Linked DNA regions of Homo sapiens: regions 2 and 3 are each linked to region 1. The links are chromatin contacts, found by Hi-C or POLR2A ChIA-PET in ENCODE. All regions are on one chromosome and are shown on one strand. Each heading gives the region's core, a stretch centred on a gene start or an enhancer-like site at or near the end of the contact. The rest is flanking DNA. Distances are from core to core; before and after follow the strand shown.

Region 1 (3,358 bases), core at 489-2,988:
ATCTGAGACCACGTCAATCCTTTAATTGGTACAGAAACTACTTTTCTTTCAAGAGAGCCCTTGCGCTCTGGTTGGATTTTGTGCACAACGTATACAAAATCTATGGCTATTGAGTTAAGTTAGGATCAGAGTTAAAACTACCTGCCAAGGTAGTTTTGGGATCAAACGACTACGTTTACCATCTGAGAGCTATTTGCTATCTAGAGGTGAGAGGAGTCTGTACAATGTCGCCGCTGGGTGGGCGGGTGCAGCTGGCTGTCCGAGGAGGGGCGGCCGTCCCCTCTGCACACTAGGTGCAGGCAGCGCGGCACTACCTGGAGATCATGGAGCTGGAGTGGGACTGGCTGGAGGAGGTGGTGGCGGCACTCAGCTGGGAGAAGCCGCTGTGGCTGGACTCCAGGCTCGTCATGGAACCTCTGTAATGGCACAGGGAGGGGCGAGGCGTGAGGACCACCCTGCCAACCACCCGCCGGCCCACACTGCCTGCTGGACTTCGTGGCCCACCCTGTTCTCTGCTCACTTCTCATCCCCATCAGTGCTTGCAAACGGGGGATGGACATGAGTAACCCACCAGGGGGACCGGCTTCCCACAGCCTGCACGCAGACGGCAGTGTGAGCTAAAGCAAAGGCAGTCAGTCGGCTCTGTCTCCGACACTCTCCCTCTGCAGACAGGCAGGGAGTCACCGTGCCAACAAATGACCCCAAAGCCACTCCCTCCTGGCCCTCCAAGCATTCCTGACACCCGCCGCCACTGCTGATCCTGCACACGGCGTGGGACTGCAGGCTCCCTCCAACCATGCCCAGCTGTCCGCAGCACCTGCTGTGGCGAGGGTGGCCGCACCTGAAATCCTCCGAGCCGATCACCTCGGTGTAGTACATCACTTTACACTTGTGCGAAGAGACCTGCAGGGACGCAAGCACGTCGTCCACCCGGGGAAGGCTGCTGGCGGCGCACGCAGGCATGCTGTGGAATTTCCACTGCAGGATGTAGAAGCCCGGCCACCTGGTCACATGGGAACCCTAGAACAAGTAGGGCAGTGGCAGCTGAGGGCGACTCGCTTCCGACCCCTGGCCTACCACAGGCCTGACAAGCGCCAAGGGGACTGTCTTTAGGATTTCATGTAGCTACGGAAACTATCTCAATGGGATTCAGAACCTGCTATTTTGCTTCAGCAGCAGGTTTGACAATGTCCTTCCCTCTACTGAGTGTGGTCACTCCCGGGTGCTGGGAAGCCCGGAGGGACAAGCTCCATGTCCGTGGCCCTCACGAGGCCTGCCCAGCCCACCCCACCTACGGAGGCAGGAGCCTGGCAGGCTGGTGGCACCCATGCTGGAGGGAGGGCTCAGCACAGCTTCCCTGGACCTGGCCTCACTTTCTCTGACATGCTGCCAATCATCCAGCATGTTCGGGGCTGAAGGCACGTCACCCTAAAGTGAGCCGTCAATCCGTGGAAAGCTCCTTCTCCATTCTCTCCGAAATTCATGACTGGTTAACACAGCTTAGCTGTTCATTGTTTTTAAAATGGACAAAGGATTCTTTTACTCTGCCTCTAAGACCACTGAAACACTGACAAGCCTTACCCCTGAAAACTGTAAAGGCAGCAAAACGATGCATCTATTATGAAGGCCAGAAGCAATGCCCCCGCCCCGAGGCTACTGTGAGCACAGGCACCCAAAATAACCAGCCACAATGTGAAAAGGGAACTGAAAGCATTTGAAACAAATTAGAAGGTTTGGTAATGAGAGCTAATAGTTCTCTAAGTACTTGTCCCTCTTACTTCTATTTAGGGTGATTTTCCTTTGAAAAAGACAAACACAACCCGGTGAAATGAGGCGGGGGGGAAAAATCCTATGAAGCCCAGCTGGGCCCGTGCGTGCGATGCCTTCCCTTCCTGTCACAGGCTGCTTTTGGGAAAAGTCGCAGATTCTGTCCAAAACCACTGCGAGGCCTGAACTCCTTCCTACGAGACCCACTTGGCTTCCTGCTCCTCCAGGCAAGCTGCTCCTCCACAAGCAGGGCCTCAAAAGCTACACAGGGCTGCTCAAGGAGCGAAGCAAAGAGTCTACTCAAGACAGAATCACCTGGCCGTGTGGAGTCACGGATGCGCGATTTGACCTGTGTGTGATTTTACCTGCACGCTTTCTCCTTCTTTGCAGATCAGAGGCGACTCCACCATGCTGTAGTCGCGGCCCAGCTGCCAGACTTTGTCTATGAGCTGCACATTGTTCCCACCCGGAGAGGTGATGCTGTGGGCTCCCAGGGAGTCCTTTTTGGGTGGTTGTGGCGACCTCTTGGAGTGATAGATGTTAAACACAATGTCCCCTTTGCACACGTCGAAATCCCAAGTGATGACTGACGAGGCATCCACAATCTGAATGAGAATCTGAAAAAGAGGCAGCGTTAGGCAGCCACGATCCACGAGCACCAGGCCGGCATGCTGCGAGCGCATCGTGCTCTCCAGGGGATCCAGGGTGCAGGTGCTGAAGCTGGGGAGGGAAACGCTGAATGCGTATGGACGGATCTCTTTCCCCAGAGTCACACACCACCATCCATTCAACCGCTGGATCCTGCTACATGTCATGCACCAAGCTCTGTGTTCTTTGTGACCTGCACCTAGAGGTCCAAGATCTCCCATACACCATCTTCACACACACTCTAAGAGGCCAGGTCTTAGAAACACCAAACACTGTGAGCTCGTACATGAGTGGTTCAGAGGACTGCCCTGGGCTGGACAGAACAGAAGGCCCTGGAGAAGGTGAAAGCTAAAGAAAGAGCAGGCAGGGGAGCCTGAGGACAGCGTTCCCAGCAAGGGGGAAGCAGGGGCATGGAACCGGGCCTGCCGTGTGAGGCTCACACGAGAGAACAGTGGCGAGGCTGGGTGAGCGGGATGAGCCCCTGGCATAGTAGAGATGGGGTTGAGGTGGTCACCCCCTGGGTGCTGAGAACCAATTGAAAACCAAACTTACACAGCACCGACAGAGCTACCCAGGAGGGAATAATCAAAGTTAGTTTCAAAGATTGGGCGGGGGCGGACGTGAGAATGAAAAGCAGCTGTGCAGAGTTCTGCAGTCACTGAAAACTCCACCTAAGGAAGCAGCAGAGCCAGGCCCACGGCCCCTCTCAGCCCATGCACGCTGTCTGCTGTGCCCTTCAGCGCGTGGCTGCTCTACGAGCCGGGCCCCTTTAATCCCACCACTGCCACCTCACCACTGAAACGCCACTTCAGAATGTCCTTCCACAGCAGATTCAGTGAGGTACAAGGGTCCTGTCTAAGAACAGCAGGCGGCACCACGTGGCACGGCCCCCTCTTCAGCAAAGTGGCTCCCCAGGCAGCTCCATCCTGAGGCCTCGGCCCCC
Region 2 (3,358 bases), core at 420-2,919, 110 kb before region 1:
GGCTTCAGAAGCTCTGGCCGTTCGGAGTGGGGGGGTGCCCAGAGCAAGAGACGGGCCAGGAAGCTGGAGTGAGCAAGGAGGCCTCAGCCCCTGGTGGGAGCAGGCCGGGTAAAAATAAACTAACCTGAGGGCAGCAGCCAGCGAGACCACTACAGGAGGGGTGGTGGGGCCGGAGGGGTCCCAGGAGCCCAGGAGAGGGAGGCATTGCCAGAGGTAAGGTCGGCAGATGAGAGCCAGTGCTGGTAGGATTAACTTGCTACAGCAGCTATGGTTTATTCTTTTTTTTTTCTTTTACACATGTTCCTGGGGCTCATGGAATTTACTAGTTTATTATAAAGGATATTACAAAGGATACAGGGGAAGAGATGTGTAGGGCAAGGTATGGGGGAGGGACGCAGAGCTTCCATGTGCTCCCCAGGCGCTCCACCCTCCAGGAGCCTCCACATGCTCATCCATCCAGAAGCTCCCGGAACCCCATCCTTCTGAGTGTTCACGGAGGCCTCATTACGAAGGCATGATTGATTCAATCATTGGCCGCTGATGATCTGCTTAACCTTCAGCCCCTCTCCCCTACCTGGAGGTTGCGGGGTGGTGCTGAACCTTGTGATTCTACCTGGTCTTCCCTGGGAACCATCCTGAAGCTGCCAGCTGGTCTGTCAATCATGAGCATCCAAAAAGACATCACTTTGGAGATTCCAAGGATTTTAGGAGTTGTGTGCCAGGAAATGGAGATGAAAACCAAGTGTATATTTCACAACATGACAGTCAGTCTCTTTCAACCCCAGTCTTACTTCCTGCCGTGCTGCCGGCCTCAGCCCCCCGCGCCCCAGGGCCTTTGAACACATTGCCGGTTGCCTGCAGCGATCGCCTCTGCCTGCTGGGTTTGAGCCTGGTTTACTCCCCTCATCCTTCTGCGCTCAGCCCGAAGGTGTCCCCCCGAGGCAGCCCTCCTGACCTGGTCCTACGAACCGCAGGTTCTGTCCTGCCACTGGTCCCCTTTGTCACACCTGTCACTTCCTGTGTTTCACGTTTACTGATGTGGTCTTGCACTTGTGCAGTCCCATGAGGGCAAGGACTGTGTCTGGCTTTGTCCTCCACGGGACCCCAGCGCCAAGTCCACAGGGAGCACCCAATGCTGAATGAATGAATGAGTGACCGGCAAGGGAGGTTTATTTTGTCATGTTGGGGGTCAAAGGTTGCTGGGCGGACCACATGGGTGAGGTTGGGTGGGGAGGGAAGCAGAGATGACCCCTTGGAAGAAGGGGTAGGAGGCGGGGAGGTGGGTGTGGGGTGCTGTATAAGGATGGCAAGTGCTTCCAGGGGTGACAAGCCAACCTAGAGCACCAGGCAGCAGAAAAAGGCTGACACCCTCACGCCCCACTTCCACTTAGGGAGAGGCCAGGCCTCCGGGAAAGCCAGCTCCCCGTTGCTAGGAGAGCCCCAAGGGAAGCTTCATCAGCTGCTGAGTTGGTCACAGTGGAAACCCATGTGGTGGGTGGGAGGGGTTTGAGGCACAGGGGTTTGGGTGGTGGCTTCAGGATGGAGACTTGTGTCCAGATCATGAGGGGTGGCCCCAGGGATGACCACCTCCAAACAGGAAGCAGACAAAGGCACAGATGGCAGAAGCGGAGGCAGAGAATGGGCTGCAGGGGCTTCCCCAGAGGGAGAGCCGAGCAAGGGGACAGGCTGGAAACACTCAGCCTCCATGGCCTGAAGCACAGACAGCTGGTCTCACACGCAGGCCGGGCAGCCACACCACCTAGAACAAGGGGCATGTCCGCAGGGCAGGCCTCAGGACGCCCCGGGCTGGCCCTGCCATCAGCCTAGAAAGACGGCCCAGGCTTTCCCGGTAGGGAGCACGTCCAGCCAGGTCCTGGGCAGGAGCTGAGACTCCCTGGCTGGCCTGAGAGGGGATGATCGAGTGCAGGCCCAGCCCGGGACTTCCCCACTCCTCCCCGCCACCCAGCGGAACCAGCTGGGCGTGAGAAAAGAAGAGAAGTGAATCAAGAGCCCAGAGCATGAGGCTGGACCAGCCCTTACACCACATGCAAAAATCAACTCAACTTGCATCAAAGACCTAAACTCAAGAGCTAAAACCACAAAACTCTTAGAAGAAAACACAGGGGAAAAGCTTCCTGACGTTGCATTTGGCAATGATTTCTTGGATATGGCGCCAAAAGCACAGGCAACAGAAGAACAAATAGATAAAGTGGAACGTCATAGAAGTTTAAAATATTTGCATATCAGCCTGGGTGCGGTGACTCACGCCTGTAACTCCGGCACTTTGGGAGGCCGAGACGGGTGGATTACTTGAGGTCAGGAGTTCGAGACCAACTTAGTCAACACAGTGAAACCCCGTCTCTACTAAAAATACAAAAATTAGCTGGGTGTGGTGGCGGGTGCCTGTAATCCCAACTACTCAGGAGGCTGAGGCAGGAAAATCGCTGGAACCAGGGAGGCGGAGGTTGCAGTGAGCCAAGATCATGCCACTGCACTCCAGCCTGGGCAACAGAGTCAGACTCCATCTCAAAAAAAAAAAAAAAAATTGCATATCAAAGGGCACTAACAACGTGGGGAGAAGGCAATCCATGGAATGGCAGCAAATCATAGGTCAGATATGGGATTAGTATCTGGATATTAATCTACAGATCTCCTAACACTCAGCAACAACAATCATCCAAATCAAACACAGGTAAAGGACTTGGACAGACATTTCTGCAAGAATATGTGCAAATGAGCAATAAACACGAAAAGATGCTCAACATCACTAACCACTGGGGAATTGCAAATCAAAACCACAAGGAGAGACCCCTCACAACCATGAGCTCTGGGCAGGTAGGAAGACGCCTGGTGGGGAGTTGCCGGCTCCATGCTGTCCCCAGAATTCCTGCAGGGGCTAAGCCCGACCCCGACACCTCACCAGGAGCACAGAAACGAGTGGAAAAGGCCAAAGGCCACCCCAAAGGGCCAGAGGGGTCCAGCAAGGAGTCTGGGACATGGAACCATGCTGTGCATCCAGACACACGGGGACAACAGGGGGATGAAAGGTGGCCCCTAAAATTTACATCCACCCCAGAGCCTATGAACATGGCCTATTTGGAAAAAGGGTCTTTGCAGACGTTATGAAGTTAAGGATCTTGAGATGGGACCATTTTGGGTTACCCAGTGGGCCCTAAATCCGAGAAAGACTGTCCGTATGAGAGACAGACAGGGGGAGATTTAGGGCACAGAAGGAGGCCCCGTGACAACGGAGGCAGAGGTCGAGTGGTGTGGCCACGAGCCAAGGAACGCCAAGGGTTTCGGGAGCCGCCAGAAGCTGCCAGAGGCGAGAAGCAGGCTCCCCCTCGGAGCCTCCGGA
Region 3 (3,358 bases), core at 404-2,903, 69 kb before region 1:
TGAGGGGTGGGGTAGGTGTGTGTGGAGGAGAGGAGAAAAGGACAAGTGATGGTCTCCCCACCTCCCAGTAAGCCGCAGGTGCAGAGACTCCAAGCCTGCCTCAGGGCCCTTCCGGCATCTGTGCAGGAGGGTCTCCGCAGAAAAAACCCAGGACCCACGACCTGGGAGGACCCCGGTCACCCCCACTGTCTGGACCCACCAGTGGGAGGTAAAGTGTAAGAAACCAAGGGCAAAGGGCCCTCCCTGGGCGGGCTAGAGATCCCCTGGAAAGGGCCATGCACCGCGCGATCCCCACAACAATCTCAAGTATTTGGAGCATGTTGGGGAGGAAGCCCCGGTGCCAAAACCAAGCATGTGCCACCTGGAAGCCCGCTCCCGCCCACCAGCACACCAACCCACCCACGCTCCTGACAGAGCTGTGCTCCGGGTGCGTAGAGGGCCATCTTGTTCGCAACAACCGGGTGAAAGTTGAAATTCTAAGCTACTGACCCAGAAGGGTATTTTCGGGGAAGTTCTGAGTAATCCTCTTTGAGACAAGGTACTTTATCACTCATTTTGGTTCCTAAATATGGAAAGCCAGAGGAAACCGACAATGGCCCAAAGGCAGGGGGATGGCCCCGATGACTCCTTCACCTCCAACTAAGGCCCATGATTCTGTTCTCCTATCAATAAAAATTAATTCATGGATCCTTGGCAGGTACCTTTCTATCTGAATGAATTAAAGGAGGGACATTAAACAAACGGTTTCTAGATTTAGAAGAGGAGACGCTATTTATAATTTGAGGACTGAGGAGGACAAAGGATCCTGCCTGCCTGGATCCTTTGGAGAAAACCACAAAGGAAAAAAAAAAGGAAGGAAAAGACAAATAATGAAGATCTGGATTTCTCTTAACCTGCCCTTGTGGCCTCGGTGTGCCCATCTGTGAAATGGAACTTCAGAGTGCCAGAGCGGGAGCCTCTTATGAAATGAAAGCTCCTGAACCGGCTCATGGTGAGGCCCAAGTCAGGCCCCCTTCGCCTACTTAAGGCGGGCCCTGCTAGGGTGGAGTGAGGATGTCAGCCGCGGGCGGCGTCCTGAGCGCAAAACGTGAACCCGAGTCGCCAAGTTTGGGCGCTGCTGGACGGTCCCATCTGGAGGCCGTCCCGTGCCCCACTAAGTAGAGGAGAAACCGAAGAGAATCCGAAGAAAGGATGCTGCGGCCTGGACCACCAGCCCTAGAGGCTGAACCCAAGGACACCCCTCCACCTAGCCCCGACCCCATTCACCCACACAGACGCACAGGGACCCAAAGCACCCGGCCGACCTGGAAAGTCAGCGATTCCTGCGAGGGTGCAAGGGGCGAGGAAGAGGGAGCGTCCCCCAGGGCAGCCCCTCCGACACTCGAGCAAGGGCTGGAGACAGCGCAGGGGACGGTCGGCTCAGGTCGAAAGCGGCCCGACAGCGGCCCTGTCCTGGGAGGAACTCGACCTGCAGTGTGCCCGCCGCGGGGACTCGCTCAGCTCCGGGGGCGCCTCGCCACTCCCGGCCGCAGGCACTCAGGTGAGCAGCGCTGGTCCCGGGACACCGACCCCTCCCCACCCCGGGCGCGAAGCCCACCTGAGTAAGACTTCTTCATGGTGCCTCCGTGGCCGCCGCTCCCAGGAAAGTGTGGCGGCGAGGCAGCGGGGCGCGCGCTCCCAGGGCGCTAATCCTGGGCCGGTAGTAGGAAGGCGGGAAGAGGGGGCGGCCCGCCGTCTGGAGTGCACCGACCGGGCCCCGCCCCGGCCCCGCCCCCGCCCCGCCCCTCCCCGGAGATGCGCATAGAACCCCGGCCCAGCCGGCTGTGGTCCCGCCCCTGACCCGCCCCCTCCCCGCCCCGTGAACGTGCGCGCCGAGCCCCACCCCCGCCCACCCCTGCGCTGCGCTGCACCTGGCGGAGCGGGGCTGGCGGGCGCCGGGCCTGGGAGGGGGCGCCCCCGCGCGGCAGCGCAGACCAGACCAGACCAGGCCAGGCCGGGGGTGGGGGCCGCCTGCGTGGCCCGCCGCGCCCGCAGCTCTGCACCCCCAGCTCCCCGCGCTGGCGCCAATGGCTGGTTCCGGGAGTCGCCGCACTTCCCAGTCCCGAGTCCGGGCGGGGCGGGCCCGGCCAGGTGGAAGCGGGCGGAGGTGCGGGCGCTCCGGGCGGCCCCGCCGGGCGAGGCGGCGGCGCCGGGCACCGCGGCGGCGCCGGGCACAGCCGGGGGTCGGAGCCGGGGTGCCGGCTTAGTGGGCCGGGGTAGGGCGGGACAGGACACCTGTCCTGCTACTTTTCTGGTAATCAAAAGGGCAGAGTGCGTCGATTGAGTTGGAGCCTTAGTTTCCTCACCTGTAAATGGGCGCGTTGGACAGATGATCATTTGTTCTCCCTGCGCTGGGCACCGTGCGCAGCTCGGTGTATCGGTGCAGCGGGGCAGACACAGGGAGCCGCCCTTTACAACTCGGGTAACGCAGGCAGTGGTGAGAGGATGCAAAACTTGCACGGAAGAATTCTCTCTACTTGGATATCCTTAAAGTCTCCACGATAAAGCGGTGTTTCCAACGTACAGAGGAAGAAGTGACTAATTATGACTGGAGGGTGGTGTCAGAGTTTTATTGAGGCGAAATCAAAACAGGGTTTTAAGGAATGAGCAGGAATTAGCCAGGCAGCCAAGGTGATGGAAGGCAGCTGTTCCCGAAAGAGGGAAGGGCGTGGCGGAGCCTGGGAGGCCTGAGGTATCACAGCGAGTGTGGAGAGACAGAGGCAGGGCCGGGCCCTTGCACAGCTGCCAATGGAGGCCGTAGAGGACGAGAGGAAGGCGGGAGGCCAGTTGGGAAGCGCTCGCTAGTTCTGGGTAGGGGCGCAGCATTGCCTTCTCCTGCAGCCCTCCCAAAAATGCACAGGAGGCTGAAAGTGTCACTAACAGCCCCGAAAAATCCTCCTCCTCTTCCCCTCTCCTTTACTCTCCTTGGGGGTCCAAGAAGCATTTTCATTTCCTGCCTGAGTGTGGGAAACTTATATGCATGAGAACGGAGGCCTATGTGGCACCGTGGGTTCGTTCCGGCCCACCTGCTTCCTTTCTTGAGTAATCTGTCCAGCCACAGCCCTGCAGAGGGAGCAGCCCAGCCAGAGGAGTTTCCCCTCACCCCAGGTAGAGCTGATTGGACCGGAGTGGACACTGGACTTCAACTGAGTCCACCCCTTTCCTTATCTGGGGGTTAGAGGCTCAGGAGGCCTCGGGAGGGAAGTGCTGTAAGGGAGGGGAGCAGGGAGTATGGACGAATTGTGAACAGCGTCCTGGATTCTGGGATGTCCACACCCTAACCGCAACCCCCACCCACACGCCCACTCACCGCTTGTAC

The links. A loop is a pair of places that touch in the nucleus more often than their neighbours do. ChIA-PET counts read pairs that join two places held with the same protein, here RNA polymerase II (POLR2A). Pooled maps may share reads with other maps.
Region 2: a loop to region 1 is called in a pooled map, with 5 times the contacts of the local background. The contact joins two enhancer-like sites. A Hi-C loop is called at or near these places in 2 of 50 pooled maps. POLR2A ChIA-PET finds 5 or more read pairs at or near these places in 3 of 52 experiments (PC-9, Panc1 and activated CD8-positive, alpha-beta T cell).
Region 3: a pooled map shows a loop between it and region 1 (3-fold over the local background). The contact joins the promoter of SEPTIN9 here to the enhancer-like site in region 1. A Hi-C loop is called at or near these places in 2 of 50 pooled maps. POLR2A ChIA-PET finds 5 or more read pairs at or near these places in 2 of 52 experiments (PC-9 and activated naive CD4-positive, alpha-beta T cell).

What each region holds. Positions count from the first base shown.
Region 1 is chr17:77,210,976-77,214,333 of GRCh38, reverse strand. SEC14L1 (SEC14 like lipid binding 1) reads right to left here. Exons shown (of 17, transcript NM_001143998.2): 15 at 2,133-2,384; 16 at 842-1,020; 17 at 1-416. The coding sequence ends at 311. Among named protein-coding and RNA genes, the nearest start is that of LACAT1, 41 kb to the left of the region's middle. RefSeq lists enhancers at 1,770-1,819, 2,160-2,269. Within about 2 kb of position 1,738, at least 9 of the 41 ENCODE cell types and tissues checked have a DNase peak (open chromatin) inside an H3K27ac peak, as active enhancers do.
Region 2 is chr17:77,324,007-77,327,364 of GRCh38, reverse strand. The region is part of intron 2 of SEPTIN9 (septin 9); the gene reads right to left. Among named protein-coding and RNA genes, the nearest start is that of SEPTIN9-DT, 44 kb to the right of the region's middle. RefSeq lists enhancers at 522-1,440, 1,632-1,941, 2,052-2,321. Within about 2 kb of position 1,669, at least 34 of the 41 ENCODE cell types and tissues checked have a DNase peak (open chromatin) inside an H3K27ac peak, as active enhancers do.
Region 3 is chr17:77,279,794-77,283,151 of GRCh38, reverse strand. SEPTIN9 (septin 9) reads right to left here and starts at 1,653. Exons shown (of 12, transcript NM_001113491.2): 1 at 1,598-1,653. The coding sequence starts at 1,616. SEPTIN9-DT (SEPTIN9 divergent transcript) reads left to right here and starts at 1,255. Exons shown (of 3, transcript NR_136503.1): 1 at 1,255-1,540. RefSeq lists a silencer at 1,159-1,322 and an enhancer at 2,924-3,358.